Regions from separate parts of the Mus musculus genome. Here region 1 is linked to region 2. Evidence: chromatin loops called from intact Hi-C (ENCODE). Cell type or tissue: gastrocnemius. All regions are shown on one strand. Region 1 has its middle 5.7 kb from the start of Chrna1os. Region 2 holds the start of Atp5g3 (ATP synthase, H+ transporting, mitochondrial F0 complex, subunit C3 (subunit 9)).

What was found. Peaks named below come from ENCODE experiments on the same cell type or tissue, not always from the same donor. Only the 100,000 strongest peaks of a DNase experiment are listed, where the experiment ranks them.
Region 1: it touches region 2 in a loop (3-fold over the local background); 1 of 42 quality-filtered maps calls a loop at or near these places.

What each region holds. Positions count from the first base shown.
Region 1 is chr2:73,589,281-73,591,780 of GRCm38, forward strand. No RefSeq gene overlaps it. Among named protein-coding and RNA genes, the nearest start is that of Chrna1os, 5.7 kb to the left of the region's middle. In gastrocnemius, no CTCF peak of the experiment used is centred here; a DNase peak (open chromatin) is centred at 1,059.
Region 2 is chr2:73,909,316-73,911,815 of GRCm38, forward strand. Atp5g3 (ATP synthase, H+ transporting, mitochondrial F0 complex, subunit C3 (subunit 9)) reads right to left here and starts at 2,011. Exons shown (of 5, transcript NM_175015.3): 1 at 1,937-2,011; 2 at 1,640-1,745; 3 at 549-626; 4 at 1-62. The coding sequence starts at 1,678. In gastrocnemius, no CTCF peak of the experiment used is centred here; DNase peaks (open chromatin) are centred at 1,476 and 2,011; H3K4me3 peaks cover 2,500 bases; H3K27ac peaks cover 2,092 bases.

The DNA of each region.
Region 1 (2,500 bases), 320 kb before region 2:
CCCAAATGTTGATTAATACTTACAGTGATAGAATAACAATGTGTAAACCAAGAAATATGCCTGCTTAGCTGCCAGACTTCCAGCCAGAGAACAACTGTGAGGAAGAGAAAACCATAGAAGAACGTTTGTCTGCAGGGAGGAGAGGACATAGCCCCACTGTCCCCTAGGTAAAGTAGCCTGTACTCAATTCTCAGAAAGAAGAGGAGGAGTCAGGAGAAGACAGACAGTTAATGAGATATCTGATAGACAGGGAGACAGAGTTCCTCAGGGGGCTAGTGTCCTGACAGACCTCGGGGGAGATTCCATGTTTTTCCAAATATCCAGTCTCCTAGCCAAACTCTATACCATGTCTTATTTCCTTCACCCTATCTGTAAAATGTCAGCGTAAAACAGGGGTTCATCTGAAACGGTTCTTCTCTCCCCCATCCTTATCCTAGAGAAGCCCTTGTCCTCAGAGAGCAGTGGACAGATTCTGGGGACCCTCCGAGCTTCAGGACGCCGTCTCCTGTAGCCCAGGCTCCACCTTGCTGACAACACCCTTGAACTCCTGATCCTCCTGCCTTTACCCGCCCCCCATAAAAATAATTTTATGGGCTGAGGATGTATTAATAGCTCAGTGGTAGAATACTTTTGTTTAAGATCCTAAATTCAAGCCTGGGGGGAGGCAGGGGGGAGGGAGGGGGGAGGAAGAGGGGAAAGAGTGTGAGCAGACTTTCTCACTTGTAGAAAAAGCCTCTTCATATGGATTTCTCTGCGTCATGGTTGTTCTCTGGCTGAAAGTCTGACAGCCAAGCACACGTAGTTCTTGGTTTTCACATCTTACTCTATCACCGTAAGTATTAATCAACGTTGGGGTTCTTCGGAGCAAGCGCCACTGTAACGGTTCCTTCAAGTGCTAAGGAAAGAGGACCCATTTCTAGACAACGAAGCCTCACCCAGCACGTGGACTTCTGCCCACTGTCTGTCTGTCTGGACTCTTCACGCTGTTGCCTGCACCCTAAACCCGCTGAGATAGAAACTTGAGAGGGGGCGTGTCCTCCAGCCCTGAGTTAGAGACTGGATGAGGGTCTCCTCTGCTCCCTCCCACCAGGTTGGCAGACCAGCGGCAGGCAGAGCAGAGCTCAGAGTCTGGTTACAGAAGCAGTAATGGCGCTGCTGAATTTGTGCCCTTTCCTCTGTTTTTCTCTAAAACTGTTTTCAGAAGTAGTTAATGCTGTTTTGATAAAAATTCAACTCCATACTGCTTGCTTTGCATTTTTAGGAAAATAAAGGCAGCTTTGGCTGGTGCTGGGAAGCCTGTTCCCGTAGAGCAGAGGACAGACAGTTCCCGGAGACCCTCTTAGCTTGATGACAGGGTCTCTCGGAGCCTAGGCTGGCTTCTAGCTTGCTATGCAGCTGAGAATGTCCTTGAATACTGATCTTCCTGCCTTCATCTTCCAACTCCTGTGATCTTAAGCCTGGGCTATAAACCAAGCTTCATGGCCGCCACTCTGAAAACGCCACACGATGCACAAGTGTGACAGATCAGCCAGTAAAGGAACCTGCTGCCAAGCTGACCCATGTGACTTCCATCCCTGAGACCCACATTGTGGAAGGAGAAAACAACTTTCACAAGTTGTCCTCTGACCACCGCATACACACCATGGCGTGTGCACAGGTAAACAAATGCAATAAAGACATTTTTAAAAGAAGAAGAAAGAAAAGCTAGCAATAAGGGCCTGTGCCTCAGCCTCTTCTCTGCTCAGCCTTTCTCAGGATATTGGGAGCCCAGACAGACGTGGAGGACACTTAAGAGGCTTTTGGGTTGCCAACAAAGTTCCAGAGGGGTCACAGATGGGAGACTTGGCTGTGACAGTCTTAGCTTCCAGCTAGACTGGTTCCAGACTTAAACAGGAATTAATTCTGCAAGAACGAAGTGCTTATCCTGCTCAGGGCACCTTCAAGCTCTGCCTCTTAAAAAACGTCATTGTCTGGAGACTGTTTCCTAGGGAATAGCTAGGGGCAAGTTTGGAGGGTGGCACTCTCAGGTCCATTATCCTTTTGGGCTATCTGCCTGCTACTTAGGAGGGATCCTGTTGTTTCTTAGAACAGCCATATAAGGATGTATTCCCAGGGGATGACTGTGGCCGGCACCCTCAGTCACACGTTTCTGTGTGTTCTTTTTAACCCTACACTAGAGTGCACTCGGCCCACATATGTGAAAACCGAGACTCCGCAGGCTCCCTCCTGGAGACCTAGCTCTCAGTTTGCCTTCTGCCCTATGGTTTGTGGGTGGAGCTAATGGAAAAGACACCTGGGAAGTGGACAGAAAGAAGACGTCACTGCCAGAATACAAGACACCTTGGTCTGAATCCTTGCTTACCTTTGAGATGAGAAGCTGAGGGGGAAAATCTGGTTGCAGACAAGGACTGGAGGGTGGGGACAGGCAGGGGACAGTGGGGAAGCAGAAAGGAAAGACACATAGAAATAGGGGAGATATTCATCAAGATAGTCATAGCCC
Region 2 (2,500 bases):
TGAAACTCCCTTCGGATCAGCTGACACACACCATTCTGGGCCCCATTAAAAACTGTAGAGCCCTGGGAAGAGGAAATAAGGCAAAGGTCAATTCAGTAATCACATTGATTTTAACTACTATAGTGCCAAAACCAGTAACTTCTTTATACTATAGCTTGGTATGAATAAATAATTGTATGGCTCAAGGAAAAAGAAAACCAAGAGCTTGATATAATTCTTATCTCGTATAAGATAGTTAACAAGACCTATACCTCTTAGGATTTTTAAAAGTATAAAACAGAATAATGAATATGCTTTTCAACAAAGCAGGCTTTTTTGGATAACCGTGGCTATTTTAAACACAGATAACTCAAAACTATAAATACAGCCTAAAATATTTATTTGCTAATTCAGAAGGTTGTGCTGGCCAAAAGTTCCTCTCAGTGGCTCACCTTCTATGTATTATTTAATAAAACTGGAAAGAAACCACCCATTAATACACCCCTTCATGATAACAACTCTGTAAGACTTATTGACAGTGTTTCCTAATTTCTGTTATTAATACTCACCTCTCCAGTCCTAGTCTCTGGCCGAGATAACACTGATGCAGAAATTGGTCTATATGCAACTCTGGATCCAGCTCGGATCTATTAATGGAAGGAAAAGAAAGAATTTCAAGTACTAAAGAGTACACATTAGTCTTCAGTGACCTCTTGTGCAACTTTAAACTCTAAAGGAGAAAGCAGAAGAGAACGAACAGATTTATTATCTCTGCAATTAGCATGGCCTTTGGTCATTGTGCATACACAAAGCCAACCTAAAATTTTATGCTAATGAACCATGGAATGTTCTATTTAATCTATCTGTAAACAAAAATCCTAAGACCAATTAGTTACCAAGTGACTGAGTGTTGTGGAAGTTTCAGTAACTGTAGTGCTGTAAATTCAAGTAAGTTATGTGGGCTCATAAGGGTGTCGCTATGATTTTGATCATTTACAACAGTCCAGCAGCTAATGAAGCTCCTACAATTTTCAAAGGATTCCTAAATACCCACTAATTCTAAATTTACTATAGAGTTAAGCATTTTGATGTCAGCTTAACAGCCGTTGCAATACTCTCACTATAAGGACATCTGGCAGTCTGGCTTCTCTGCCCTTGAGTGTCCACGGACACTAAGGTCACAGAAAATCCCTCCAGAACCAGGACCCGATTCTCTAGCACAAATCTTTTAGATTCAGACTTCACTTAAAGCCTCCAAAAAAGCAAGCTTCGGGGCTCCCCAACACCTTTCTCCGCCCACACAAGGAAGCAAAGTCCCTCCCTCTGCAGCGGCGAGTTTGACCTACAGACGCGCACGGGAAACGCTGTGCAGGCAACTAGGCCTCAGCTGCCCCTTCCTGACTTCTCAGCACCCCGACCTTCGCGTCGACCCCAACTCCATAGGGACCGGGCGGTGGGGGAGGGGCGCGCTCCACGAGCAAGGAGGCTGTGACCTACGCCCAGAAGGCCTGTCAGCTAGGCCTCGGGGGGGACACATGGCCGGGAACTGTCTGCGGGCCCCAGGGTTGGGAGGGAGGGAGGGAGGAGAGGACATCGGGGCAAGGGTGAAGGAGAGCCGGTCCCTCGGCGTGAATGCTGGGCCGAGGCCCGGGTTACGCACCAGAGCGGGGGTGCGGGCGAGCTTGGCGCAGGCGAACATCTTTCTTCCTGGCGGCGCGGCGTGGATCTAGGTGACAGGCGACGTGGGCTCCTCTCCCGCTTCCTCTCTGCGGAGCGAAAAGAGGCTTAAGGTCAAGTGTCCCCCCCAGGGGCCTGTCCTTGCCACCCCGGCCCCGAGGGGCCCCGCGCAGGCGGTCAGCGTGGCCGCGTGCCCGGGAAGCGCAAGCCCGGTGGACAGGGCCGGGAGACCCGCTCCGCCCCGGCCCGGGCCCCGCGCCCTCCGTTTACCTTCGCTTACCTCCCGAGGCGGCGGCAGTGGCGGCGGCAGAGGTCGAAGCAGTGGGGCTGGGCGCGCAAGCGCGGTGCGGCTCTTATCCGCGCCGCAGCACCCGGATGGAGAAGGCGGGGGAAGACGCTCAAGGTCACTTTGTAACAACTTTATTGGTAACTCTCAGAGGAGGACAATGACAGGCCCCCTCCGTGACCGGCTGGCGGCCAGTGAAATGAAAAGCACACTGAAGACGACTCTTGGCTTTGTTAGTGTTACTAACGGTGCAGATAATTTTTAGTTGTTGTCGCTATCGCAGACTGAGCCTCGCTCCTTGCACGTGCCAGGCAGGGGTTCTCCCAGGGAGCTACAAGCCGACCCTGATTTGGCTTTTATTTCAAACAGGGTGAGTTGCTCAGGCAGGCCTTGAGCTCAGTATGTAAGTTAGGGAGAACCTTGATCGTCCACTTTCACCCTTCCAAGTAGTTAGCTTCTTCATAACCAACTCCAGCGGGATTATTTCTTTGTAAGACTCTAAAACAGGGTTTTTTGTTTGTTTGTTTGTTTGCTTTTGTTTAAGACGACAAATCTTTT